Linked DNA regions of Mus musculus: regions 1, 3, 4, 5 and 6 are each linked to region 2. The links are chromatin loops, found by intact Hi-C in ENCODE. Cell type or tissue: left cerebral cortex. All regions are shown on one strand. Links, peaks and the distances in the headings refer to the core of each region. The heading gives the core; the rest is flanking DNA.

Region 1 (4,863 bases), core at 271-4,270, 130 kb after region 2:
CTGCCGATGCCCCCATGTTTGTGATGGGTGTGAACCACGAGAAATATGACAACTCACTCAAGATTGTCAGCAATGCATCCTGCACCACCAACTGCTTAGCCCCCCTGGCCAAGGTCATCCATGACAACTTTGGCATTGTGGAAGGGCTCATGACCACAGTCCATGCCATCACTGCCACCCAGAAGACTGTGGATGGCCCCTCTGGAAAGCTGTGGCGTGATGGCCGTGGGGCTGCCCAGAACATCATCCCTGCATCCACTGGTGCTGCCAAGGCTGTGGGCAAGGTCATCCCAGAGCTGAACGGGAAGCTCACTGGCATGGCCTTCCGTGTTCCTACCCCCAATGTGTCCGTCGTGGATCTGACGTGCCGCCTGGAGAAACCTGCCAAGTATGATGACATCAAGAAGGTGGTGAAGCAGGCATCTGAGGGCCCACTGAAGGGCATCTTGGGCTACACTGAGGACCAGGTTGTCTCCTGCGACTTCAACAGCAACTCCCACTCTTCCACCTTCGATGCCGGGGCTGGCATTGCTCTCAATGACAACTTTGTCAAGCTCATTTCCTGGTATGACAATGAATACGGCTACAGCAACAGGGTGGTGGACCTCATGGCCTACATGGCCTCCAAGGAGTAAGAAACCCTGGACCACCCACCCCAGCAAGGACACTGAGCAAGAGAGAGGCCCTATCCCAACTCGGCCCCCAACACTGAGCATCTCCCTCACAATTTCCATCCCAGACCCCCATAATAACAGGAGGGGCCTAGGGAGCCCTCCCTACTCTCTTGAATACCATCAATAAAGTTCGCTGCACCCACAAAAAAAAAAAAAAAAAAAAAAAAAGAGGCTCAGTAGTTAAAAGAGTACTTTCTGCTCTTCTAGAGGATCCAAGTTCAGGTCTCAGCTCCCACATCTCCCACATCTGATGGTTCAAAATATTTGTGACTCCATGCCCTAGTGCTTACAAAGCCTCAGGCCTCCAAGGATACTTACACTAAGATGCACATAACTTCACAGGGACACACATTCACACACACACACACACACACACACACACACACATACACACACACACACACACACAGATGCACACAATTATATAAATTGCATAAATTAGTATAATTTATGCACACACACAATTATATAAATTATATAAATTACTATAAAATAGTAAAAATAAACATAAAGGTTTTGTGTTCATCTCAGTCCTATACAGACATGCAGCGATCAAAACCTGGTTGAAGTGTACAGAAGACAGGGTGTGAGAAATTACAAAAATACAGTATCTTATGTACTACACCTTCCAAACTATAGCATTTCAATGCAGAAAAACATATACTCCTTAACTTTAAATGTAGACTATACTTACATAAACCCACTTTCTTTTTTTTTTTTAAGAGTGAAAATTGAGAGTAATTAAAACCACCAGATAATTCTTGAAGTCCAAAGATGGTTTTCTGACAAACAATGACTGTTTCAGAGTATTATGGTGATCGGTTAAATGGATAAAATAGTATTTGCATTTGTCAAGCAAGGTGCAATAATATTTCTAGAAAATGTCTGCTAAAATGGCACCATAAAGTGGCTTCCTTTCCCTCTTTCTTTTTATCCTTTTCCCTGCCTCTTTTCCCGCTGCTGACAAATAACCACAGAAGGAGCACTCAGAAACAGGAGGAGCCTGGAGGAAGCTGAAACCTTCTTCCCCATCAAGTCAAGCAGTCTCCCTTAATGGGATTCTGCTCACGTAGCCCAGAGCTCAGAGCTGCCTTGGTTTAATCAGCTTGCTGAACATTAGAGCCGGGAACAGCCGTGTCGACGGAGCCTACACATACATAATTTATTTTTCTCTAAATTAGGTCTCAGTTCCCTCCCCTCTTTTGGTGTTACTTTGAAAACTGCCATGGAAGGAATACAGCCCTGTAACAGGTTTATGTGGGGGGTGCATCTCTGTTCATGCTTGAAGAATTCCAGCATAGACCTCCAGTATGTAAGGCAGGACGCTATGTACCCGATAGCTGACACAGCATGGCATTGGTGTTTAAAGCAGGACCTTCCTCCTCCTCTAGTTTGAAAGAATAGTCTGGTCCGAAGAATGGTCTGTCCTCCCTGGCAGATACAGACAAGACAGCAGCCCTAAGCACACATGTGGGCTGGGAGTAAGGTCTGTGCCATTCAGTACTGCAGGGAGAGGTCTCATAGCAGCTGCACAGGACAAGCAAAGTATACACAAACACGGAAGCTCTAGAGATTCTGAGTACCTTCAGCCCAGTGCCTTTAAGAACATTGTGGCAAATACACAATTGTTATTTTTTTTTTCTGCATTCTGTCTATAGCAGAAAGAATGAGATTTTAGTGTTCAGAATTAGAGGATAAATCCATCACGCGATCCTGACACGTCGAGCTTCTCCTGACATGCAATGCTTCACCGTCAGCAATCCTACAGCCCCATTCAGAGAAGAGCAGGAGCAGCGTAACTCTGTTATCTGGGGAGTGGCTGAAAGAAGATGAATTTATCTGAATCCCACCTATGATTTTTGGTATGGCTGAAAAATTAAAGTAACAACGTAATAAAATCAGTTTCTTTTCAAAAGTCCTTGAAGAATTGCTTTGTGTAGGCAGCTTCACCTATACAAACCGTCAGGAAGACAGGCTCTGCAGTATGCCCTGCCCATTCCTGATAGGATTAAAGGAGGACCTCGTTTTCTGAGGTGATGATGATATTTACAGCATCATCAAAAGGCAATTCCTTGCTTATTTGGGATTCGAAGCCTGGCCAGATCTCCCTTGTGACTCATTCAGGATTCATTTGGGGCTTTGTGCTTTCTGGGTACTCTGTGCTCTCATGAATCCTTAATTTCATCTGAACTCAGCGGTGCCAGAGTCACTTTCCATCAGCCTGCTGGCTCAGCTGACGTGCGCCAGCCTCATCTCTGCTAAGCCTTATGCCCCTGCTCTGAGACTGAGCTGGTGCTGGGTCACTGCCACAGAGACAAGGGAGGTCAGACTCACCATTCGCAGTTTGCTTTTAAGAAAGGTTAGCAGCCTCATCCTCCCTGGCTTGTGAAGCTGATAATGAAATTTTAAGTACTGGACCCCGGGTCTTTTTGATATACTTCCACAGACCCATCAGTACTGACTACGCAATGAATTATTAACAGTGTGGTATTTTCACCCTATATCTTCAGAGCAAAGCACAAGTGAGGACAAGTCAGACAGATGTGCAGCTAAGCTGGTATCATGGGTCTTTTCTAGAGATGATACTACAAGCATACTAGTGCACTAGCCATAAATTCAATACAAGATGATGCCCTAATCTGTGCAATCTATAGATAAGGTATTCAAGTGGCCATAAGAGTCAGAAGTGAGATGACTCATAGATTGAGGTAAAATATGACCTAAGCACCACAAGATGAGTAATTACCTAAATATTGCAACTAGGCCAGAGGATCAAGTGTAAAGTACAGAGAGACTATTTCAGAGCAGGATGCAGAAAAGCCGAAAGCAAGGCAGTCACCAAGACAAGGATGCTGAGATGGTAACTTTAAAAAATTCATTTTCCTTGGTGCCTGGAGTGATGGCTCTTCTTCTAGATGGCCTGGGCTGCTCTTCTAGAGATCCTAACTTCAATTCCCAGCAACATCTATAATGGGATCTGATGCCTTCTTCTGACATCCAAGCATGCATGCAGAAAGAACACTCATACATAAAAAATTCAAAAAAAAATCATTTCCATCAGATTTTGCTTAGCTGCAGGGCATGAAAGGTTGACAATATAAAGTATGTAGATAGTATTGACCTTATAAGCCTGAGTTCCCCAGGGTTGTTTTAGTAGCTGAAGCTAGAGATAAGTCAGATGTGGTCCAGTTTATCATCTGCAAATAGATATCAATTATAAATAAAAAACCTTATGACATTTATAGTAGATCTGGCAAATAATAGAATTAGTTTATGAGGAGGGCAGGAACAGTGGCTGGTATTTCCTGGAAGCTCACCATGAACCAGGTAGAGATCAAAAGAAAGGAGAAGATGAAACAATAACCACCTAAAGTTTCATATACAACTCATAGTTACATCTCACTCCTACAGCTTGTGCCTTGACCACTGTATGGTTTGTTCAGGGAAACACATAGCAAGATTATGAAGCAGCAGCCAAGAATTGTCTGGAGACATGAAAATGCTCCATGACCTTCCCAGGAGTCTGCCGAGATGGACCATCAAGATACATGTGTGAGGTACATGTTGTGTTTTTGGAGACAGGTGAGCATAGCGCTTTAGGGAGCTGTTTCTCAATGAGTGCAAGGACAAGAGGCTTATCTGTGGATTCCTGGACCACTTACTCTCTTCAAAGTGTAGCAGGTTCCCCTGGAACAAAAAAATGTTGGATCCTGGGCAAACAGACCTCAGAATGTTCTACCAGTGAAGCAAAATGAAAAGTCAAATTGTCAAAACAAGTTTTTGCTTGGTGAAGAAACTTTAAAGGACTTTGGTCACATTTGAAGTTTTTAAGTGGAAGAAGAGGGTGGAGGTTTTCCACATGACTTCATATGTGCCAGTGAAACCAATTAGAGCCCTCAGAAAGCAGATTGATACATATCTATTTTGTTAGAACCCAAAGCTAACAAAAATTCGAAGTGGGCCCTGTGCATGTGAGTTCTTGATAACCCTTGGTATTCATGTTGCAGCTTCATCATCTTCTATTAAGAGCATTGAATTGCAAGTTTTCATTGGGTCTATGTACTCAGGACAAAGGCTCTGGTACAGTGGATGCATTAGGTACCTTTGCTCCAGATGTCAGACATGGGTATCCGGGATTTTTAATGTTTTGGAGGCAAAGTCTCACAAAGATCAGAGTGACCTGAGAGCT
Region 2 (4,863 bases), core at 431-4,430:
TTCTCATAATTTTCCGTGTTCAGAGCTTCCTCTTCTTCATGACTATGCTTTATCATGCCACTGACCGGAATGTTCTCCAAGTGTTACAAGCTCTCTTTGTACAGCCCACCACCCCTCCCTACCCGCTGGGCAGCCATCACTTTCTAGGCTTAAATTTCTTTTAAAATATTAAGTTACCTCCTAAAATGCTTCCTGTACACTTTTACACAGAGACAGGGCTTCCTATCGTGTCTAGTTCCATCTATAATTATTTCTACAGATATTTATGTGTATCTGCCCTGTGACTTGTGAGACCTTTCAAGGGATTGTTTCCAGAACTAGCACATGTCTCGGCTCTCAACAAATATTTTTAGAGTGAGTAAATCAATATTAGCTCTTATTTCCATTCAGACACCCAGATTGTTACTGGAAAAGGGAGGAAAACTAGATGATATTTCTCAATGCAGATGAATGCAGTTATGTAATCTAAAAGCAGTATCTTCGTGCTGGAGTACTACTACATGGCATATATATGAATGATTCAGCCATCTTGGTTTTAAGTGGTTTTAAGTTCTAGTCAACTGGGATGGAGCTTAAGAAGAAATGCTTAAGAGAATCATTTTTGCATCATCATCATCTCAGACTCAGATATTGAATGTAACTTCCAGTTTTACCTAAACTTCCAAAATCATTGATATTCCTAAGTGAATTCATTTCAGTGACTTGAATAGCTAAGGAAACCTGCATTTTAAAAAATGCCCTTTTATCACCCCCCCCCAAAGCTCCCCGTGGCTAAACCATCAACCAAAAAGTACATATTGGGGGGATCCATGGCTTCAGCTGGATATATAGCAGAGGATTGCCTTATCAGGCATCACTGAAAGGGGAGCCCCTTGGTCCTATGGAGGTTGGATGACCCAGGGTAGGGGAATGCTAGGGCTCTGAAGCAGGATTGGGGGGAAGCACCCTCATAGAGGTAGGGGGAGGGGCAAGGGCATAGGGGGGGTTGTGGAGAGGAAACTAGGAAGGGGGATAACATTTGAAATATAAATAAATAAAATAACCAATAAACAAATGCTCTTGTAAAACAAGTCCTAAGGAGCTGGAAATTTTGCAATGAAACAATTTGATGAGTTTTTTTTTTCCTTTGTACCCTATATTTTTTTCTTTTATACTCTATCTCCTATGGAAGTGCATTCAATTTTGTGGCATTCCAGGGATATTTTTGAAGATGGCTTCCTGGTTTTTAAAGTATATACGTAATATAATATATAACATTCACATAATGCATATGTCCCAAAATAACAGGAATGTAATCGTGGTATTCTTGCTCAACCATACTTCTTAATGAAATACAATTTTATAGGCTTTGGATTTGGATTTAACAATTGCAAAGGGTTTTAGCTATTTGTGATTTTTTTTCATCTCTCTATTTTAGGAAATTTTTTTCCACATATCATTTGAAATCGTCAGAGAACATTCTTATTTGACTCTGCACCGTACCTCTGGGATGTAATCCAATAGTCCCTATGTAAAACGCACTCCCCTGGTTGATTTAGCTAGCATCCAAGGTTTAACCTTGGGGATGTAGCTCAAGGACAGTCTGTTTCGTAAGCACTTGCCTGGACTGCATCTTAAGAGGGTTGTGGTCCATGCGAAATAACTCACATTAATTCAGCACAATTTAATTGTTTTGCTTAATGATATAGGTTCAATGGTATTATACACAACTAAGATGGAAAACCTTGTAGGACCATCTCTCAAAACCCAACAAGCAACAATGGCAAAAATAGCCTCCCTCTTAAGAAAAGGTGTCATAAGGAGGGAAAAATAAAATTTAAATAGAGTGTAAATATATTGAAATAAATTTTTAAAACATTATCAGTTACTCTTCGCTAACAAGCTTAGTTATAGGTACAAATTTTACCTGTAATTAGAAATAATTCAGTATTGTGTTGTGCATTAGTTAATTAAAGAAACTTAGAATTCCAAAGAATTCATTTCAGACTGCCTGTCCTTTATTCGGAAAGTGCACTAATGTTACAGCTGTCATTATCTCTCTGTCTCTCCTCCTTCTCTGTCCCACCTCTTTTTTTTTTTTTTTTTTTTTTGTCTCCTTCCATTTCTCTCTCTGCATCCTTTCTTGTTCGTCTTAGGGGTTGAATCAAATACACAAGCAATATTATTATGCATCTCATAAACATAAGCTTTATATCGGAGGGGAACCAGGTGTTCACCTGGATACCACACACCTAAAGTAGAAGCTTCTGCAGTGTTGCTTCTTCACCATGCTGTCAGAGCTAGTATGTACATGCTGGGCAACGGGTGGCCAAGCAGAGTAACTTGTCAGTGTTTAATAAAGCCCTCCTCCCTTGCAGAGCCAAATGCAGCTTTCCTCCTGAGAACTCTGCAGACGATGACATCTCCCTACTTGGTTTCCATAGCATCCGTTCCTGAAGAGCCCTAGAAAGGCCCTTGGTCAGGGCGATCCGCCCAGCTCCCCTAGGAAGTTGGCGAGCGGGTTAGCCAAAAGCAGCAGCCAAGGTTCCTTAGCTTCCTCTGTCCGTGGTCCTGAAATGCTAAACTGCGCCGCGCGCACTGACGGGAGCGGTCAGGTTTTATGGAAGGTCTCCCCCGGCGCTGCCTAAACCACAGCTGTGTGTCTGTTATTCACTCACGTTCGCAAAGATCAGCTAACATTCTCAGTCTTAATTCCACTCTGCCACTCTGCCGCAGAGCACAATTACGCCGGCGCGATGGGAGGAGACCATGTTAAGGCAGGAAGCTAACAGCAGCCGCTCACCTGAGGCCTAGGAAGCTCCCAAGGGTTCTGAGAGCTATGAGCTCTGATCAGCAAAGTCACCATTTTAGACAGTAGGGTTCTTTTGCTTTTTTCCTTACACAAGGGTTCGATGACGTTTCTGGTCAATCTGATTAAAAGACAGCGGATTTGATTGCGATAAGACTTCAAAACCGGGAATTTACGTTGTTTTTCGGTGAGGTGACTTCCAGAACAGGGACTCATCAGCACCCGCCCAAATACCACGGCACTGCGCGCGCCCTCGGCCACCGGATCCTCCCCTTCCAATGAGACTTTGTGACTGTGTGTACCAATTCTCCTATTAGGAAACCCGTGGGCTGCATGCAGCTATTCTGTTGTACTCTCTTTCTCGCCCTCCCTCCCCTCTCCAACTCACAGCCTTGCTGGAAAGCTCACCTCTGCTGAGAAGAAAAAGCTCTACCTTAACCAACTAAGACTATGCGCAGAATCCGTCTTTCATAGCCACAACAATTTAAATCTGGTAAGGCTGGACACCAGTCTTTACAAGAATGGAGTCGGTAAAACAAAGGATTTTGGCCCCGGGGAAAGAGGGGATAAAGAATTTTGCTGGAAAATCCCTCGGACAGATCTACAGGTAAGAGACTGCAACCCCATGCTTACCTGGGACTCATCTGGACAGAATCTGCAAAGCCATTTCTGAAAAGCTTGATTACTTAGAAAGATTGTAACATGGTGGGAAAGTCTTTTTGTTGCTCATTGCTGAAGCTAGGTTCCACTGGAAACCTGCTTATGAATGCAGGAATGTGACACTAAACGAACCTGTCGTGTGTGTGTGTGTGTGTGTGTGTGTGTGTGTGTGTGTGTGTGTGTGATTTTGTTTCATTACCTGGGGATTCTCATGTGCTCCAATTCAGTTCTTAATCCTCCTTTGCAATTCCAAAATGTTCGTTCAGCACCTGCTCATAAAGCCTGTCTTTGTTTTCTTATAGATTTCACAAATAAAATCCCTTTGATCCAAACAAGTGAATAACAAAAGCCAAAACCCTTTTTAAAAATAAACTTCAAAGACAAATGAAAGAAAAGGAATCTAGACCTTAGCTGCAAAAACATAGTGAAGAACTCTCCCATGGGAAATTCTGTATTGAATGAAACAGGATCAAAATATATCAATAATTGATCATTGATGTTTCTCTGTTGGATCTAAAACATTGTATATGTATTTTTTTTAATTTGTTTGCTATGTTTTAGGAGTCTGTATCTTGTGTGGGAAATTTCACAGTGATTTAAGAACCAGAATAGTAAACGCAAAATTACTTTAAAAGTAATAGAAAAAAATGTAAATGTTATCCTTCTTGTAATTGCTGCACTAAGCATACTGTGCTTTGCATGAATTCAGGTCCTGAAAGATGTATTACATCTTTTATTAATACTACTTTTTGCCAATGATACAAGCAAAATCAATGAGACAGCAAACACGGTAGGAAGATAGATTTTTAAAGAAACATTCATTTTCACATTTGGAAACTGAAGTCTTGGCTATCCATGAGAGTTGTAAACAAGATGGCCAATGTACATCTCTTTTTTTCCAGCTGCTTGGTTCTGGTGGGCTTCAGTATACACCATCACGCTCCTCTGCGGCAAAGGATGCCGCAGCAAGCACCCTGCAGTCCTGCAGCTGCTTAGAGGCTACTGTGGGGTGGGGAACTCAGGTGCACAGTTCAACTTTACAAATTCAGGTGTATAAAGTCAAGTAAAAAATGATCAAATTGGTTAAATGCCTTCCTTGAAGGAAAAAGAAAATCACTGCCTTGTTCCTAGTGCTTGGGTTATATGTCTGTGATAAACACACACAATGCACAGCCACACTTTAATGACCTAATCTGCAGTAGAATTTGAGAGAATTTGGAATAGAGATACAAGTTTATTGGCAGCCATGTTCCATGCTATACCTGCTTTGAATTGGTGTTAAAATTCCATAGGCTTCAGCTGTGTGTGTGTGTGTGTGTGTAAGCAATTGTGTGCCATTTAATGGTATGTACACGATTAATAGTAAGTACAAGATGCATTGAAAAAATATTTGTCTACTGTAAGTGAAGACACAG
Region 3 (4,863 bases), core at 462-4,461, 240 kb after region 2:
CAAGACAGCAAGACCCAGCTGTCGCTCGTGTATAACTGCACAAAGAATCCAAGTCAGAATACAGCAGATGTGAAAGACGGTTCACACAGATCAGGGCTAGAAAAAGGGATTTGATCACAGGAGCAAAAGAAATGATACTGCTCTCTTCAGATAACTGTATTCGTTGTTTAGACTTGTGTCCTAAATCAGAATCAAAATTTTGCACTATATGTCCTTTTGCTCTATTTCTAAAATTAGAAATTAATTTTGTGAGTTATGGGCATTTACCATGGAGAAAGTGTGTTGAACCCTGGAAATTTACTTAGCAAATTATTAACAAAAGCATTTATTATTAAGTTTAAAACACTTGAGCAGACAAAGTTGTTTTGTTTTTTTGAGACAGCTTTTCTCTTTGTGTAGCCCTGGCTGTCCTGGAACTTGCTTTGTAGACTAGGTTGGTCTTGAACTCAGAGATGTGCCTGCCTCTGCCTCCCTAGAATAAAGTTGGGTTCTTAGTCAGAGAATACTCAAAATAGTCTCCATCCAGCAAACATGAGGAAAACCAGAATCAGACATTTAAACACCTGATGACCCCAGGTTAGGGCTATTAACTTGATAAATGGCAGAAGTGGTCTCGATTCTCTTAACTTACTAGATCCCTTCATCATATAACCCAAAGGGGTATGTTTACACTTACTGTGCTCTAAACACTTAAGTGGGTACTCAAGAAATGCTTTAAACTATTTGCTGTTATTTTGAATTTCAGAGTAGTGACTTGTACAAAGAACAAAATTTTCTGAGCAATGCAATTTTAATGCACACATAGGTTGGTAAACAGGTAAAAGAAAGCAAGTTTAGGGCTCTAACTCTAGCCCAGTCAGCTTTGAAGTTAACATGATGCTACCACATGTTGCTGGTTGAATAAAACTTTGTACTACTGAAGAGTGTTAGGAACCAAGTAAATCATACAAAAGTACCCTTCTTGGAAAACGTAAAGCTGCCTTTTCTTTTTAGGGTGAATCTAGTTTTAGTATTCTTACAAATTAGCTTTATACGAAACAAGCTGAAAATTCGATGGCTTTAAGAATTCTTTCACGATTAATGATGTAGCTCAGTGGTGAACACTAACATAGGCAGGGTCCTGGGTCCATTACCAGAACAAAAACAATCTCTATATAATACATATTATATAATATATAAATTTATAGATATTGTGCATATTATATATATTTATATTATGAACCATTTAAAATTGGCCCCTGAATAATTAGGTTTTGGGAGCATGTATATAGGGAATTGGGGAGAACACTGACAATTTGTAAACTGCATAGTCAAGAAGTAGCAGGATGCTGTGCATAGAGGCTTTGGTGAGAAGTATGCTTGTTATTCCCTCTATGGGACAGGGTCTGTCCAGATGCCCAGCCTGGGAACTGAGAATCTACTCTAGCACGATCCCACACTCAAGCACCACCAGGAGGTCTGTCCAGATGCTCATCCCAGGAACCTCGAAATCTCCATCCAAGGCTTTGCGGGACCTTAGGGTCACCAGCACCTCTTCCTGCAGAAATGGCTGGGCATGGCACAAGCTCTGCAGCCTTAGGCACAGCTCTTCCCAGGGCATGTCCTCCATCTGTGTAGGGACCCAGGCACCCTTTTGCAGATCATAGTGCAGCCGCGTGGCCCACGTTGTGAGCAGGTCCAGGTAGGCGCGAGACAGTGCGTGGTGGCAGCCCGCCACGGAGGCCAGGCGCTTGGCTGGCAGATGGCGGCAAAAAGCGGCCAATACCTCGGGACTTTCGAGAAGCCAGCGCAGTAGTTTCTGTGTCTCATCCGCACCCGCAGGGTCCGTGGCCTGGGCTGGCTCCGGGTCTTCCTCGCGTAGCAGCAGCGCTTCGGCAGTCACGTCGAGCACGTGCTCCCGCGGCCCGCGCGTCCACAACGTGTCCAGGAGTTTGCGCGCGGCCGCGGAGTCGGCCCCGCCCAGCTCGTGCAGGCGCGCGTCCAGCAGCTCCGCGTGCGTGCGCAGCAGCGCGCTCCTGGGCGCGTCCCCGCCGAGGCGGCACAGCAGGCGCAGCGCGCTTCCGCGGCGCGCCAGGAGGACCAGGCGCGACTGCGGCACGTCGTCTCGGTGGTCCGCGGCGGGGCCCGGGAACAGCAAGCTCGGCAGCGCGCGGGCGGCGGCGGGCGCGAGCGCGCGGTTCCGCAGCAGGCGGAGGGCGAGCCGCGCGTCCCCGGACTCCAGCGCCGCGAAGCTGCGCAGCCCGAGCGGCCCTCCCCGCGCGGGGAGCCGCCTCTCGAGCGCCTCCCGCACGCGGCCGCGGCCCGCGAAGCGTCGGTACACGTGGAGCAGATAACGCGCCCACTGCAGCGCCCTGCGCACCTTTTCGGCGTCCCACGTGCTCACCAGCGACCCACACGACACGGCCAACAGCTCGGAGAATCGCTCGGTTTGCTGCACAAGCGGCTCCATGGCGGCCGCTTCCGCCCTGACATCCCGAGGCGCGAGCCGATTGGACATGAGCGTGAGCGCCCGCCTCAGCGTGCTGTGCCATTGGACGACGGCCGTGTCAGTCTCGCACCATGGTTTCCGGGGCACATTGGCGCTGAAAATGAACTAGGGCAAAGTCCCAAGCTTTTACTCTGGGTCTGGGAGAGGACGCGTGAGTGCGAGTTTGAGCGCTAGGATTTTATGTGCTCTTTTGTTTTAAAAATGCCAGTGGTAGACATTTAGGCGCTTCCCCGAAAGGGGACCCATGTTCATCATTATTAGCAGTGCGGATGTGATCTGCTTGCGAACTCAAAGCTCTTAAATGGCCCGTTTCCCTGGTACTTGTGGAACCAGGACCCTCACACGCTGTGCTGTGAGTTCCCGGGCTTTTTTCCTTTTTCCTTATTTATATTGTTTACTGATTCTGAGGAAACCTATCACTGAATTGTGCAAGCAGCCTTTCAGTTTGCAGTCCTGCCTCGACTAACCTAGTGACTGGCAGCACTATCCTGAGGCTTACTAGCCATGCAATAAATGAAAGTTTAAGCTCAAAATTAATCTACACATTTATGCTAGACTCTGAATAGTTCTGGGCATTCTTATCAGAACATATAGTTAAGCCAGTTTTGTTTAGTTTTTAGCCATTAGCCCAGACTATAGTGTTTGGCCTTGTGATTTTATTTTAGTCTGTGTGATGGGTTTTAAAGTTTCAGGTGGTAGCTATTAGGAATTACAGAGGTCACTGGTTCATCCACTTACTAAATACTAAGTCACGTGATGTGATAGCCAGTGAAGGACAGGACTGGCGCAGTTGAGATAAATGTAGTTAAAGCTTCCCTGTCCCACAGGAAACACTAATGTTCCTTAGAGAGACTTCAACTTCATAATGCGGTAGACAAAAATAAGAGTCACTAGATCTTAGATGTTAGGGAAAGCCCCATTAAACCTTCCTTTCAACTGAATGCCCAAAGAATACACCTGGAAATGCTTCAAGGCCATGGGAACCGTTAATAAGTCTTAAGCCACCAGAGTGAAAACCAGATCTAATCCAGGGTGAGAAAGAAGTCCAAAACAGCTTCATTTCCAAGTGGCTGGGACAGTTCAGAGAAACTTCACCAGTGCTCACCTTTTCAAAACCAATATTATGTTAAATCTCAGTACCACAGTGAGTAATTATTTGTTTCACAGTAGCCATCTTTTATTAAGTAGCTATGCATCCCTCCGACAGTTTCCCATCAGAAGAATGCACTTTGGATTTCGAACCAGTTTTCCATTTAATTTGGAACAATCTATGTAGAGGCTGAAAGATGATAAACACTTTAATTTCAAGAAACCTATGCACTTGAGGCAGACATTGGGAGGATTCCCAACCCATGTAAGTGTAATTCAAATCAGATTTTGTGTAATTTTAAAGTGCCAGGTATGGTGATTTTAAAGACCAATTGGAAATGGATAGGAGAGCACTGAAAGGCTATATGGACTGATCTTTGATTTAGGCTGCACAAATACTTGCACCATCAGAGGATAGTGGAAAATCACGTGAGAGGAATCACACAAGTTAAAATGTCAGTGTAATATGTGAATACTGTATGCTGAGAATGCCAGGATCAACCTTCCACCTGCTGGTCACACTCTGCAAATCCCCAATATGTAGTAAATAAGAACAGAAAATGGAAGCCCAGTGTTAGCAAACTTTTATTAAAATAGCATTTCATTCAAACACAGGAATGAGCAACATAAACAACTAACATAAGATACTTTCACCAAGAGCTTCCCTCAGGACTCTAGAGAAGATGGAAGCCATATATGTGACATACTGGGGTAGGTTTTTGTTGCTGACTTTCAATATGTACTCTGTGGTGTTTTCAGTAAGATGTCCTCCATTGGCTTTGGTGTTTGAATACCCTAGTTGGTAACACTGTTTGAGAAGGTGTGGCCTTAGGTTAGGCTTCGAGAGCTTAGAACATCAACTACTTCCAGTTTCATCCTTTTCTGTTTCATGTTTGCAGGTGAGCATGCCAACTCTTAGCTTCCTTCCTCTGCTGCCTTGCCCAGCCCCTGCTGTGATGGACTCTTGCTCTCCTAGAACCCTCAACCGTAAGCATAAATAAAACCTGCTATAAGTTGCCTTGGTCATGATGTTTTATCATAGCATCAAAAAGTTAACTTGTACTTTGGGATAGCAGTCAGCTCCACCCTCAGGGCCAGAAAATGTTAACTGAACCAGTTAATGAAACCCTGTCTTAATTTACTAACTAGTCTAGGAATCCAGCTGTAAGCCTCTCTATATAACATCCTCTACTAAATAAAATAAGTTCAGAAGTGGCCAGAGGAATTCACTATAGTCATTAAGGCCTACAGTATTCAGAAAAAAAAATCTTACTCTAAAGTCAGTA
Region 4 (4,863 bases), core at 375-4,374, 1.7 Mb before region 2:
TGGCTGTCCTCTGGGTACTCTCAGCTTGAGTTCCAGCTGCCTTTTGCGTCTTGGCACAAACATCAGCTTCAGAGCTATAGCCAGACAGTTCTTTTTCCACTAGGCTGCCCCAACCGGGTGGTGGACACGGTCTTCTTCGCAAACAGCTATTTATTTGCTTATCTTCAAGGAAGGAGGGGAGAGGGGCAAGTGATAGAGGACAAAATCAATTACTATTTTTCATCTTTGACAAAGTAATTAAGGCCATAGCGACTGGCTAATTCCGACCGAATGGCTGCGCACGGATGGATGCGGATTTACAGCCTCCTTGGCTGCGGTGCGCACCGGCCCAGATTATCACTCTGAACAGGCGGCAGAAGAGGCAGGAGGTGGAGGCTTATGTGGGGGTGGGTGACAGACTTTTCACTCCGCCCATTTCTGCTTTTTAATTAATTAATTAATTAATTAATTAATTAATTTTATTTGGATCTGCAGCACCATCCTTTGATTCTCGCAGGCGTTGACACACAACTGGACTCCAGATGATGCCCCCCTCCCCCAGTGCCAGGTCCCTGCTTCACTGTAGGGGGGAGGAGGAGGGAGGTGTTGCTCTTTTGGTCACTATCCTGTTGGAGCGACTCCTCTCGGTGTCTGGTCCCTGAACTGTCCCTCCACTCTATCGGCAGCCCCTCCTTTCTGGAATCTTGCGGCTGGAGGAGGGGGGGTTCTTTGTGGAGCTTGAACTGGCGCCTACTCGTCACCCGCCTCTGCAGGACCTTATTAGCCCCATGCTAACTCAAATGCGCACTTGAGCAGGCGACACGTCAGATCTGAGGCTGAGCGGGGGCGTTGGGCATCACTCACGGTCAGCAACGAAGTGGGGGTGGAGGGTAGCGGGAAGTAGCCCTGCACGACTCGGCCACCTCAGTACATTCCCTCCTTACTGGCCAGGCTCTTTTGCACACTCCACCGACTCCCGCGTCAAGTCTGGCAGGGGCTGCTCAGATGCAAATTTGGAGACTAGCCACAAGCTTTGAAGTCGTGACTATTTGCTGTCAAAGTGGCCTCTGGACCTCAGAGCCAGACCTGAATCTTAACTAGAAGCGGGTCTCATGACTCCATTGAAGCCACTCCCGGACATTGCACTTTCTTGGGATTTGAGGATATTACAGGACTGTCAACCCTACCGGCTTTCAGAGCCTTTTTCAGTCAGAGTACCCCAGGGTCCCACTCATCCCCTTATTCCTCCTCTGAGTCCTTCCCCATTTCTCGGTTGCCTAGAGTGGTGACTGGTGCAGGCAACGGGCTGTGGAGGAGCTAGTAACTTCAAAATAGACCCTGACCTTAGCGTTCACAGCATAAACACTGGAATAATTTCCGAAAGGCTGTTGGCAAACTTAAACGTAATAATTTCGTGGAAGCGTTGCAGATGGCCTAATAGTAAAAGCTCAGTAAATGTCAGTAAAAGGCTATCTGGAACCCGAAAGACACTGGGAGGACAAGGCTCCTCTGGCTGCCTACTCGCCCCCATCCCCCGCTGCCATCCCCAATCCCAAATAGTGCAGACCCAGAATCCAGGTGGCTATCCTGGGAGAGCCAGGCTCACAGAGGCATCTACCACTCTTGGAGTCTTGGAAGGGTGAGGGAGGAGACCCGAGTGGAGCAGCAATGCCCCCGGCATCCACCGCAATCTGCCACCGCAGCCTGCGCCCTCGGCCGCTGCCGCGGCTTTGTCCTGGCTCCGCAGGGAGACAGCCCAGTCGAGTGCGACGGCACGGACCCGGAGGCGGTGGGCCCCGTTGCGCGCTCAGCGCTTTCCAAGCTTCCCGTTCCAGAGGCCACGGTTCCCTAGCTAGGCTGTCAAGACAAGAGAGAGGGGAGGCATATTGCTGCAAATCCCCTTCTAGTTTTCAAATGACACCTTTGCAAAGGGCTTTTCCCTTTTGTGATCGTGGTTGCTGCCTTGTACCTCGGGTAAAGTTCATAGTCCACCTGGCCACTTCAGACCTGGGCGGGAGCCCGCAGTCTCTTCTTAGGGTTTCCCAGAGAGCCAGCCCTGCCCTGGGTTGCGGGGTGGGGGTGGGGGTGGGGATCCTCGTTTCAGGTAAAACTGCATTCTCCAATCAGGCCTTATTTTAAAAGGATTTTTGTTTGGAGGACCACGGAGAAAGGGTGGGTTTTACATGGCTGGAGGACTAAGTCAGTATTTAAAAATAAATAAATAAATAAATAAATAAATCCAGAAGAGCCTAAAACGTACAACGAGAAACAGGATTAGCAGAGACAAACAGGGATGAGAAAAGTGCATTTAATAGTTTAAACGAAAACTCGGGGTCTTTCCTTAGATTGACTTTCTGGAAAGGCTGGGATGTAGGGATCTGAACACCACACACTGACCAGCCAGGTGCGCCCTGACCAAATACAGGGCTCTACCCTGGAACAGGCATAGAAGATCTGGCTGGATACCCGAGACAGGCCTGGCATTCTTTGGGGGGAGGGGATACTTTTGAATCGGACAGAGATTCAGGGAGAGCGCAAGCAAATTTGATGGGAGAGGGAGACTGATTTGACCCCCCCCCCTCCCTCACTTTAATCCAATCTGTTTGGTTGGCGGCTGCGCCTTGCCTTGGAGTCTTGGGCGCAGTGGGACGTGTCTCTCCCATGTTTCCCTTAATTAGGAGGTGGCAAACTTTTCTCGTTCCCTCCCACCGGCTTTGGTTTAGTAATCAGACCCACATGAGTCACGCCAAACACGCAGCCCCCTCCTACCGGAGTGACAACAAGACAGCGTACTCCAGGCTGTTGTCCCTTTAAAATCCGAATCCAAAGGGGTAATGATTTATCAAACGTGTATTATCAGGAAGATGTCAAACGAAGGGCACCTTGCTTCCCACTGACGCAAACCCAGCCTTTCCCGGGGAGATATAGAAAGCGCCTCTTGTTCCAGGGCCAAACCTAGATCAGTAGAGGATTTTACTCTACGGTTCAATCTGTTGTCCGCATCAGACATGGTGAGTGCTTGCTTTTATTCTCTAAAGAAAGGTGGAAGTGGGGATAAGGATGGCTGGCTCGTTTGGGGTATTTCTTTTTGGAAATATCTGCAATAGGTGAGAGGCAGAGAACCATTTTCGAAGGCTCAAGTTCAGGTATTCGTACTTGGGAGCCTTGCCGGAGGGCAGAGGAGGTTTCCCTAGATGGTAAAGCTGCTCTTAAACCCGGTCTTAGGTACTGTCCGTGGTACTGAAAGTCAAGATTCCTTTAACCGCGAGTCGCTCTGGGTCTTAGGGACAACTGAGAACGCAGACTGGAGTCCAGGCATTGGGTTTGGTGCACGTAAACTCGGTTTGTGCGTTTGTGAAGCGGGTTAGAGCAGAGATTTTCGGTTGATGAGAAGGTAGTTTGATTGGTTTTACAGTGAAGTAATTATACTATCTTGGAACTCTGAAAGGTAACACTAGCACGCGGAAGCCGAAGGGAAACCCACTTCTGGCAAGTCTTTAAAATTCAATAGGGAGAAAGCTAATGAAAATTATTGGTGAGTTTTGGTCCTCAGTCAAGAGTTGGGAGGGAAAGAATATTATATTACTGGAAATGGACAGCAAAATAAAAATAAAAAATTGGCAAGATCCGTATACATTGGAGGGGTCTGGAATCAAGTGGAGAGAATGTAAGGGTCAAAGCCAGCTACTATGCGTTTCCCATCTAGTTTATTGTTTTAGTGGTGGGCTGTTTGTTGGTAGTAATATTTTGATTTTAAAAAAAACAAAAAACAAAAAACCTTTAGCCTTGACTTTGCATCTTGGGTGACCAAGGTAGGCTGAATGCTGGAGTTTGAATTTACCCGTGTGGCTTCCAGCCTTGGCCTACCCCAGAGCATGTTTTGTGATCACAGCTTGTCTATGGGGGGAAAAAAAGGCAATGTGCATTGTTGAATGACAAAGGAAATGGGGCGGAAAATTAAAGAATCTTTCTCCACAATGGTGAAGGGGATGTGGTACCCACAGCCTTGATTTGAAATCCACAGAGGGCAGGGAGCTCCTGGCTGTAGGGTTATTTCTATATTGCCCGCCTCTTTCCCCCTGTCAAAACCCACTCATTCTTCGGTCTTAGTTCCTCCTCCACTTGGGAGAAAATATTAGCTTCTTCATGTCCCAGGATTACAGACGTGTCTGGCGAGTGGAGAAACACCGGTTCCGTTTGCTACCCTGTCTATTTTGTGCCTGGACCTGGAATGTGTGCATCTGTGTATGCAGACCCATATATTTTATTTTTAATGCTGCCGTGACTTTTTGTTTGTTTGTTTTGCACGAACTTGACATTGTGTTTGCAGGATTGCAGTGCTCCCAAGGAAATGAATAAACAGCCAGCCAACATCTTGGAGGCAGCGGTGCCAGGCCACCGGGATAGTCCTCGTGCACCTAGGACCAGCCCTGAACAGGATCTTCCTGCTGAGGCCCCCACGGCCACTGTCCAGCCGCCACGTGTGCCCAGGTCGGCTTCCACCGGCGCCCAAACTTTCCAGTCTGCGGATGCGAGAGCCTGCGAGGCCCAGCAGTCCGGAGTAGGGTTTTGTAATCTCAGCAGCCCCCGGGCACAAGCGACCTCCGCGGCCCTCCGGGACTTAAGCGAAGGGCACAGCGCACAGGCCAATCCCCCTTCCGGGCCCGCCGGGGCTGGCAACGCTCTGCACTGCAAGATTCCAGCTCTGCGTGGCCCGGAGGAGGACGCGAACGTGAGTGTGGGCAAGGGCACGCTGGAGCACAACAATACCCCAGCCGTGGGCTGGGTGAATATGAGCCAGAGCACAGTAGTGTTGGGAACCGATGGCATCGCGTCGGTGCTCCCGGGCAGCGTGGCCACCACTACCATACCGGTAAGCAGGTC
Region 5 (4,863 bases), core at 330-4,329, 350 kb after region 2:
CATTCTCTTGCTTTAACTATAATAGGTAATCAGTTAACATGACTGTGTTATAATAATACTTTATGTACAGCATGGTGGACTAGATTGGTCCTGTGGCTATACATAGTTTTCTATGTGCTGACATAGATCACTGCAATGCCATCTTAAATGCTAGAAAGAAAAAAGACCGAGGAATAGCGGAATCAACCATATCCACTCTGATTGGGTAATTTGGAGGTGTGTTGGCTTCTCTAATTGGATGGTTTGGATGTCTTTATCTCTGATTGGGTAGTTTGGGTGTCTTTGTGCCACTCTGATTGAGTGGTTTGGTGGTCTGAGGGTGCTCTGACTGGGTGGTTTGGAGGTATATGAAATGCTCTAATTGGGTGATCTGGAGGTCTTTGAGTCTCTCTGATAGGCGGCTTAGAGGACTGGGGATCACTGGTTGGAGGTCAGCGATTTCGCTACATGAGGAAAGAACTTTTGTCACCATTGCCCATCTACTTTTCCTTTAAAATGTAGGTAAAGGTAGGAAAGTTAGAGACTACAGAACTAGGAGACAGTAGGAACTATGACACCTGGAAATGTTGTTCTGTAAGTAAAGAGGATGTTGAAAATCTCCCTCTCTTCAGCCTGTCATCACTATCCAGGTTTACCTTGTATTACACAGTGCTTACCAAATGAGGGGCTTTCACTCAGCACTGAGAACATGTGACCTTCACCGCAATGTCTCTTCTCTCTACTCTGACATCATGCTGGACCCGTGGACAGAAATTGATCTGGTTTTCTTCCTGGTTGCCTCATTTGTTGTTCTCCTATAGTTGATACATCATGATTATTATATCATTATAGATTCTAGAAGAGGTCAGAGTAGTGGCTACATTTTACAGTGCATCAGTCCAGCCTAGCTTGGGCATGTATAACACATTAGCTAATGAAAAGGAAGGATGTACTCCTAAAATTCATAAATGTCCCTGATGATATATGTAGGGTTAGATCTGTTGTGGGTGCAGTTGTTGTTACGTGCTGAGCCACAAGGAAAGATCAGGGTTTGCATTTAACAACAATGTCCAGTGTTTGCATCATGTGGTTAAAGTATGCAGGCAATAGAGATCTCCATTGTGTAAGGAGCTGAATAAGTTCCTTGACTTTAGATCACTTAGATCCATCTGGAGGAAACCCAAGATGAACAGAGAGAAAATAAGACAGAAAGTAAAGGTGCCTGGCTGAGTTGAACTACACTCATCACCTCTCTTGACAAAATTTGTGGAGTACTTACAATAGACTTGACACATTATGGATACTAATGTATTTAGATGACTAAGACCAAAGGATAGACCATTCATCAGAACCCCTTCCACAAAAAAGGTTCAAAATCCTATAGGTATCTTGGGTTTTCGGGAGAGAACTTTTAGAGGGTGTCGAAGCATGTGTGTCCTAGAACTAGGACAAACTCAAGCAACACCAAAGGCTGGGGGAGCAGAGCAGAAGTTTGAATGATGGTGGGCCAGTTTGGTGATACTCTAGAGAGAATTCAGAGAAGGTGCTAGGGCTCGGTCCGTTGTCTGTGGATGATGCACTGTCACCGAGGAGGTTGGTTCTAATGACAACAGCCTCATTTGCTTTCGCTCATAATTCTGGAGGCGCAACAGGGAGGGGTCACCTTTGGTAGTACAGAGTGTCACCTGACATCAGGAAGTTCACATGCATGTCACTTTGTCTCTGTCCCTCTTAGAAGGCCGTTGGTATTGACTCCCAGGGACCTTAACCTGACTATGCTGAGAAACACCAAACAACACCATCAAGTTAATATCCCACCAAAGTTATAACACACAGTAGGGTCAGAATTAAACGTTTGTTTGGAGAAAACAAATTACAACAAGAAAAAAAGATTGGGGATCAATGTGGAGAATCTTGATGTCAAGCCAAAGAAGTAGCATTCTGACGTGTGGATTACATCAGAGTTGGAAAGAATGATTAAGTTTATAGAAAATAACCTGCTCAGGGGCTGGCAAGATGACTGAACAGGCAAAGGTGCTTGTCACCAAGGCTGATGACCTAAGTTCAGTCCCTAACACTTAGATGATAGAGGAGGACCCGACTCTTAAGTGTTCTCCTCTAACTCCCAAGTTTGCCATGGTGTGCGTATGGTGCACCCCCCCCCCCCACACACACATAAATGCATGTGCATTGTGTAAAGCAGATTTCTGCACCACATGTTTATTCTATTGTTTGATGCACGACCCTGATCAAGCTCTTCAGTCTGCCTGTGGCTCATCTCTGTTGAGAACTGTGACAGTTTTTTCCAGAGGTCTGATCATCTACCCATTCAACAGCAATCTACAAATTAATCTGGTTCTTAAGAACTGAGCTGCGACAAGACAGGGCCCCAGCCTTTGAGGGGTTCTCTTCTAACAGAAATGCATCCGAGGGAGCAAACACAGAAGGTAATCTAAGGTTCTGATCAGGTCAAAGGGAGTATTAGGAACAGTTAGAAATGGGCTCCTAGTAAGACCTCCTTTCCTCAGTGGGTGAGCCTGAGGAGGACTGTTGGTCTGCTGGGTAGGGGCTTGCTGAGGACGGGCTTGCTTTGAGAACAGAAGACAAGGAGCAGCTCAGATGTAAGAAGAAAAATGAAGATTGAAATTGGCTTATCTGAGGGCTGAAGCTAGAATATTTGTAGCTTGTGTTTGAGCATGTCTGGAAAATGCCACCAACTGAGGCATGCATAGCGGTTAGAAATCTTAGCTTTAGGAGTGATGCTGCCCTCTAGTGGCCTCTTGAGCATTTACACCCATTCATGGGCCGTTTTTAGTTTCTTCCCTGGACCAAGGAGCTCAGTGAAAGTATTGCTGCTTGGCCTGTTTGTTCTGTTAAATGCATGCATAGTCCTTAGGAAAACAACGAGAAGAAATTCTGAGCAGGCAGCTTCTATTGAAGAGGGTAAATATGCTTATTTTTGTAACCAAGTGATGTTAGAGGCAGGGACAAAGCCTGCTCTGTTGGGCAAGATGACTTGCATGTTTCCGACCGGTCTGTTCATTATATAAACTAGGGGAGACAATGGTCCCATTAAGGGTTATCTGCTTTTCACTTGAGTATTTTTTTTCCCTTTGGCGCTATAAAGAGCAAACCACCCTAGATTTAGAGAACAGTTTTATTCTATGGTGTGGGTACAAATTCTTTCTCCTCACCCACAAGAAGATTCTGAAAAATTAGCTCCAGAATGCTTTCGGTCCCACACCCTGATGCACATTTTCCTTCGTGTCCACCCCCTTGATTGAGGAGGTGATGGGGAGGCAGAGAAGACTGAGAATTCGACCTGCACACCCTGGCTCAGCCCTAGCCGAGTGGGCTGTGAGTCCACCCAGCACACTGTGCTGTGTCCAGGTGAAGGGCCTTGGGGGTGCCAGCTCCTCTTCCTGCAGGGGGTCTCCTTTGTCTGCCAACTCACTGACACCAGTCTCAGCAGCATTGCTTCTATTGTAGCTATCATTATTTCAACTTGGCACTCCTCCAACAAGCCTCAGTTTCTCTTGGGTGGGCTTTGTTGGAGCACGCACTGTCTCAGGGTTACCTGTAGCAGATACATCACTCTTCTCGTTGAAGACATTTGTGACGCTGCAATTAATCGTCTGTGGTCTTGTTCTTCAGCATTACAGACCTCAAGGCTCCATTTATCTTTTATTACAATGCATCCCCTCAATGTATTCCATTCACTAGTGAATGCTCTGTTGTAGGGCAAGGCTCCTCCCCTCATCCCTAGCTTTTGTACCACACTGACTCATAATCATATATTAAATGTGTTGTGCAAAAACAAACAGATGTCCTTGATGAAATAGAGACTTTTGAAAGTTCAGCAGGCATGCCACTGACTAGGGTCAAGGTTGACAGCTATAAATAAAGTGGTAGGGACTTAGAGAAGGAAAACTGTACTTTTTGCTCATGGAGTTTATATTTGACACTGTTCCTCAGAGGATGCAGGGACTTAGTTTCTCTCTCTCTCAGCACTCTGCAGAGGTGGTGGGACTCAAGAGCATGTTTAGACCAAATGTCTCTGTGTTTAGGAAGAAAGATGGAAGCTGAGGAATAGATGTGGACCCTGAAGGGAGGTTCTAAAAATGTCACTTCACTTTCTGATTACATCTAATCTACTGTAACTAAATCCTGTGACCATATCTAACTTCATAGGAGATTTTTAAAAGTAGAAAGTAGGCTTTGTTCTGCATGTGGAGGAAAAAAAAATGATGCCAGGAGCAGGCTGGTCTTTACCAGGGAACCAGAGAACATACCATAGTGGCTAGGTACCAGGAGTGACCATGTGGCAGGTCAGCAAACATTATCTCAACACTGGGGTTAGGGCTTTGAATCTATGATGGGTGATAGAAATGAAAAGAATAAGAGTTACTAATGTTCAAACCATTTTCCTTTGAACATTATTTTTATAGATGTTATTTATTTTTAATTTTATGTATATATGTGTGCATGTGTTTGTGTGTGTGTGAGTGGAGTGCCCTCAGAAACTAGAGGGGTCATATTCCTCTGAAGCTGAAGTTACAGGGAGTTGTGAACCACTGAACTAGAGGACTTGGAAAAAAAACTTGGGTCCTTTGTAAGAGCAGTACAGGTTCTTAACCCATGAACCAACTCTTTTGCTCCATGAGTGCTATTTATTTATTTATTTATTTATTTATTTATTTATTTATTTATGTCCTGTTTTGCTATTTTGGGGAATTTATATAGGAAAGATACCAGTCAAGAATGGTTTTAATAAGGAATAGTGTATTTTTAGGGTAAAATGTAATCTCTTACAAGCAACTTAATTGTAACTTGGACTTGATTAAATTCAGTTAACCATCTTTTAAAGAGTATATGAGCTTTTAA
Region 6 (4,863 bases), core at 296-4,295, 190 kb after region 2:
GAATGAAAATGACATACTGTTGCCCACAGTCTATAACTGAATACAGCCATATAATATAGACCAAGTAAACTGGATCAGAAAACAATGTAGGACGAGGTTTAGTTATATGCAAATAATTTCTCACACCAAATGAACTTTATTTCATTGAGAACTGTGACATATTGAATGTCTAGACTGAACAGAAATGATTATGCTTTTAAATTAATTAAAAGGAAATAAGGATATTTCTCTACAAATAACCAATATTTGAAATATTATTACCACAAATATATAAAACTTACCAAGACTCCCTGGGTAAGGGGACACAGTGCAGGAACAATGTTCCAAAAGGTAGAGATTGTTTTTGTGTTTAAATTTACCAAGACTTACACAAATCTTTCACCCACATTGAAATTAACTATAATGATATTAGACTCTCATTTTCATCCTGAAGACAGATCTATCTTTAGGAAATATAATTATGCTTTATAGTAGTTCTTTGCTTAACAAAAATTGATGAGCCTCTAATCAAGACCTTTCCTTTTATTAGATGAAAATAGCTTGAGGGCTCTAATGGCCATCTGATTTTTCAGTCACTTGTGTAAGAAAGGGAAAGGATGGCTTTTTAATAGGTCAAATTTCATTACAATAAGTTCTAAGTAACTGTATATATTCTTTCCTCTGTATAGAAATGCAATTGAGCCAGACTCAATGGAAGTAATCCTGTACTGAAGATGCTGAAGCTAGTGGACCATGAAGAATGAGAGAGAGAGAGAGAGAGAGAGAGAGAGAGAGAGAGAGAGAGAGAAGGGAAGGGAAGGGAAGGGAGGGAGGGAGGGAGGGAGGGAGGGAGGGAGGGAGGGAGGGAGGGAGGGAGGGAGGGAGGGAGGGAGGGAGAGAGGAGTGACTGGAGGAGGTGGAGCTGGGGAGAGGATAGAGAGGCAACCATCTTCACTCTTTAGTCTGACAAAGAGACAGCCTCCTGATTCCTAAACCTGAAGACTCTAATGAATTGAACTCTTGATATGTATGTCAATAAGAAATGACAATTGTTTTCTTTCTGAATTTTAATAATTTTGTTCTTTAAATATCATTACCATCGGGGCTAGGAAAAAAATATGGTAAGCAAATTGATTTTGTAGGTGAATTCTAAAAGAAAATTTCTAACATTGCACTACTTATAATGTTTGATGAAAGTATTGACAGTATCTGTTTCAGATCCAGAATCCTACCTCCCGTATCACCCCTCCTCCAGTTTGCTGGCAGACTTTGAATTTTGTCAGATGCCTTCTCTTAAGATGCTAACTAAACATTTTATTCTCTAAATTACACAGACTGCTAATTTAGTGGGTTGAATCTTGTGTTTCTATTAGAGTCTCAAGGCTTTTGGTTCATCTTTGCCTCATCATATAAATTATAGCCTTTCTCAATTCTTAATTTTTAGCTGTGTCCATTTTAGATTGTGTATTTAGCAGCTACTTGTAAAATAACACCTTGAGTCTTAATACCAGATTTCCAATTCCTTCTCCCTCCCTCCCTCCCCCTCCCTCCCTCCTGTTCTCCTTCCTTCCCTCTCTTCTTTCTTTCTTTTCTCAGTGGCATGCATGCTAGACAAGTACTCTAACAGAGACAGAATCAGACATACAGAAAGACATAGAGAGGAAATAAAGATAGAAAATTTTAAGACACAATTATTAAGACAGCCATGTGAAGATTTGAAGTTAGCCTGTCCCTATGATTTTGCCTCCAAAAAGCCAACCAACACACTCACCAACCAAAAATAGTCACATATCAAAGTGTGCAACTTAGAGGGACTGTATGAAATGGCAAATTCAAATTTTAGTTTTATCCACATACATAGCAGAGCAGTAAAATATATGGTTTTGAGTCACTATTGGCCAAGGTCTCAAACTCTATTGAGTTTTTTTCCTTGAGTAGGATATTAATTTTAAGTAAACCTGTCATGGATACACTCCTCCAGTCAAAATAATTAGTCATGAATAATGACCACTCATGGCCAGTTCAACATTAGAGGAAGATTTGCTATGAGAGAAACACTTTTGGAAGCAGAATGCCAGCTTACCCATGCTGGTCCAGACATGACATCCACCCTAGAGGTGGGACCACCCAGAGCTGGGACACACTCAGTGTGTATTAGTACAAATTATATTAATGAGATGAGTAATACTAACACATCGATGATAATTTCAGGTTTCCTAGAGTGTTTTGAGAATTTGTAGAGCAGCTCTGGCTTACTGACGTCTTAGAGGTCTCTTCTGCCAAGTTTTATACCAGGGTTGTGTGTCTTCCAAGCTGTTCCAAGCTGTTGCCAAACAGACTCCCTCCTCTGCTCCCAGCACAAACTCGTAACACAGAATCCACACAGCAAAAGACTGTGATTCATTACAAACTTGACCTCTGAATCCAGTCATAGTCTTTACCTGAATCCCAAAAGTGGACTTGTCCATTTTTTTTACAATGGAGATGTCCTGAACTGTGCCTAGTCTCTCAAAGACATGAAAGCATTTAAGAACTGAGTTACAAAATACAAGGAAAAGAGGAAAATATACTGTTGAAGCACAGTCCCTGGCTCACTGAGCTTGTAATAAATATTTTGGTGCACTCTAGTGGCGAATTGAGAGAAAATAGAAGAGGAGACCAACTGGGGCTACAGCACAGTAGTGGCTCTTAAGAAAAACACTGCAAACTGAATTTCAAAATGGAGAGAACATGCCAGTTCACATATGACCGCACTCATGTCCAGATCCCCCTAAAAACATTTGCAACAGAGTGACCTCAGGTTTAATAGGCAGAAGAGAACATCTGTGTGAGTTGAAATATAAGGCATGGCTCCCAGAGACTGAACCACCAACCAAAGAGCATACAAAGGCTGGACCTAGTCACCCAACCACCATACCCTGCACACATGTAGCAGATATGTAGTTTGGTCTTCATACAGGTCCCCCAACTGGAGTGGGAGCTGTTCCTGACTCTGTTGACTGCCTGTGGATCCCCATTCCACTAGCTTGGCTGCCTGGTCTAAGTCTCAGTGGAAGAGGATGTGCCTGGTCCTGCAGTTCGGGTGGATACCCAAGGGGGACACCCCATTCTTGGAAGAAAGGAGGAGGAGGTGTGGGTAGGGGTTGTGTCGAGGGGGAACTGGGTACATCTCCATCACAGCCCAGGCCTTCCCTCTGGGTTAATCAAAGCTACCTCTCCTTTCTTTGTCTGCTAATCATTGGTTGGACCTTTCTTTCCTTCCTTCCTTCCTTCCTTCCTTCCTTCCTTCCTTCCTTCCTTCCTTCCTTCCTTCCTTCCTTCCCTCCCTTTGGCTCACAAAAGCTTCTTACGGCCACCTGTTCTATTGTTCCTAATTTTAGTTCTGAGCATTTTTATCTCCGTAGTTTATATATATCTTAAGGTCCAGCTGTGCCCGGAAGTCACCAGCATGTCTACCACACCCAGCCTAGCATCTGATGAACTGTGCACTTTGAGAACACCAGGTGAACAAGCAAAGTTGTAGACAAACTGACTTGTGGCTTTAGAGAGTCTTCATGAAAATGGATCATATTCAAATACCTAAGTCCTTCTGAGGTTTAACCCAAAAGTAAATAAAAGGAAGTTTAGACATCTTCAGAGTAGCTAAAGGGATTCATTTTTACAACGGTGATGGCAAGACACTCTGACCATAAGGGCTAATATGATCTTTTCTTCATTGTCTTTCTAAGGTGAGGAATAGTGTTCTCACCGAAATATATTAAGAAGGAAGAAGAATTCATATGGGAAGTCTAATGTATAGTTTCTCTCTCTGTCTTTCTCTGTCTCTCTGTCTCTGTCTCTGTCTCTCTTTGTGTGTATGTGTGCGTGTGTGTGTGTGTGTGTGTGTGTGTGTGTGTGTGTGTGTGTGTAGCTAATCAAGGGGCAAAGAGAGACAAAACCTGCCTCTCTATGTTCTCAGATGTGGGGGCTTGGAGAATAGATTACTCTCATCCCCAAGTTCATCATCATCATCATGTGAACTAAGCAAGTAATAAAATACTTATTGATCTCATTATTTCATCTGGAAAACAATGGTCAGGTGCAACTAGATAAAGGCAGAAGAGAGCTTCAGAGGCTGACAGCATCTGTGGTGTAACTCTTGAGGAAGACTTTAGTAACTTAGATACTACATTGAGTTCCCAAAATTCAACAGGAATTTGTTCAGAGCCAGGGGACACATGAGTGACAACTAGAAAGCCCTTTGCCTCCTTTATGACTTTTATATTCTAGTTAGAAGGAATGACAATGAGCAGCAATGGCTGGATCATGAATCAGTAAACATGCCAAACTCAGGATGGTGAGAAAAGATGAATCAGATTGGAGAATGATGACCTATGTAATTTCATGTAAGGTGGCCATGTAAACCTGTCTATGGAGGTGACATTTAAACCAAGAACTGTGTGAATGAGAGCTCTGTGTGGATGTGTTGTTAAGAAGGACAGTCCCTTGGAGAAGAAACACACCAGCAAAAGAAAAAAGTTGAGTGGTGTGGAGATTATCAAGACTATGGCTCCAGTGAGATGGATGGGCAAGAGGGAGATCCTGAGGCACAAACAGGAAGTTTCTGTGGGCTGAAAGGATGGGTCATTTAAGAACACATGCCACTTTTGCATAAGATCCAGATTCGTTCAATCCACAGCTCCCATGTCAAGTGGTTCACCACCACTTCTAACTCCAGATCCAGGGGATTCAACATCTGTGGCCTCCATAAGCGCTGCACTCACATCCTCCTGCATAAACATAGGAACACATTTCTAAAATATCACTATAGAAGGGTGGCCTGCAAGAGAAAGGGTGTAAGACCCAGATCCCACAAATGTCACTGCTCTAAGATGGGCATATTGC

Evidence for each region. A loop is a pair of places that touch in the nucleus more often than their neighbours do. Peaks named below come from ENCODE experiments on the same cell type or tissue, not always from the same donor. Only the 100,000 strongest peaks of a DNase experiment are listed, where the experiment ranks them.
Region 1: it touches region 2 in a loop (2.5-fold over the local background); 4 of 42 quality-filtered maps call a loop at or near these places.
Region 3: a loop joins it to region 2, with 2.9 times the contacts of the local background. A loop is called at or near these places in 2 of 42 quality-filtered maps.
Region 4: a loop joins it to region 2, with 4 times the contacts of the local background. A loop is called at or near these places in 5 of 42 quality-filtered maps.
Region 5: a loop joins it to region 2, with 5 times the contacts of the local background. A loop is called at or near these places in 35 of 42 quality-filtered maps.
Region 6: it touches region 2 in a loop (6-fold over the local background); 14 of 42 quality-filtered maps call a loop at or near these places.

What each region holds. Positions count from the first base shown.
Region 1 is chr7:51,747,064-51,751,926 of GRCm38, forward strand. It overlaps the pseudogene Gm7336. Among named protein-coding and RNA genes, the nearest start is that of Gm33290, 23 kb to the right of the region's middle. In left cerebral cortex, for the core only: no CTCF peak of the experiment used is centred there; DNase peaks (open chromatin) are centred at 1,776, 2,071 and 2,825.
Region 2 is chr7:51,619,326-51,624,188 of GRCm38, forward strand. It overlaps Slc17a6 (solute carrier family 17 (sodium-dependent inorganic phosphate cotransporter), member 6), which reads left to right and starts at 2,505. Exons shown (of 12, transcript NM_080853.3): 1 at 2,505-3,395. The coding sequence starts at 3,310. Gm33136 (a long non-coding RNA gene) reads right to left here. Exons shown (of 4, transcript XR_003946771.1): 1 at 3,422-4,863; 2 at 2,783-2,909. In left cerebral cortex, for the core only: no CTCF peak of the experiment used is centred there; DNase peaks (open chromatin) are centred at 2,612, 3,013 and 4,397; H3K4me3 peaks cover 2,008 bases; H3K27ac peaks cover 641 bases.
Region 3 is chr7:51,859,806-51,864,668 of GRCm38, forward strand. It overlaps Fancf (Fanconi anemia, complementation group F), which reads right to left and starts at 2,462. Exons shown (of 1, transcript NM_001115087.1): 1 at 772-2,462. The coding sequence starts at 2,449. The coding sequence ends at 1,418. It also overlaps a transcript of Gas2 not described here. In left cerebral cortex, for the core only: no CTCF peak of the experiment used is centred there; DNase peaks (open chromatin) are centred at 2,064 and 2,510; H3K4me3 peaks cover 1,790 bases; H3K27ac peaks cover 1,094 bases.
Region 4 is chr7:49,907,392-49,912,254 of GRCm38, forward strand. It overlaps Slc6a5 (solute carrier family 6 (neurotransmitter transporter, glycine), member 5), which reads left to right and starts at 2,908. Exons shown (of 16, transcript NM_001146013.1): 1 at 2,908-2,990; 2 at 4,310-4,852. The coding sequence starts at 2,988. In left cerebral cortex, for the core only: no CTCF peak of the experiment used is centred there; DNase peaks (open chromatin) are centred at 2,426, 3,148 and 4,249.
Region 5 is chr7:51,969,942-51,974,804 of GRCm38, forward strand. The region is part of intron 7 of Gas2 (growth arrest specific 2); the gene reads left to right. Among named protein-coding and RNA genes, the nearest start is that of Svip, 34 kb to the right of the region's middle. In left cerebral cortex, for the core only: a CTCF peak has its summit at 2,755 (motif pointing left); a DNase peak (open chromatin) is centred at 2,746.
Region 6 is chr7:51,813,557-51,818,419 of GRCm38, forward strand. No RefSeq gene overlaps it. Among named protein-coding and RNA genes, the nearest start is that of Gm33290, 43 kb to the left of the region's middle. In left cerebral cortex, for the core only: a CTCF peak has its summit at 2,608 (motif pointing left); DNase peaks (open chromatin) are centred at 2,314 and 2,578.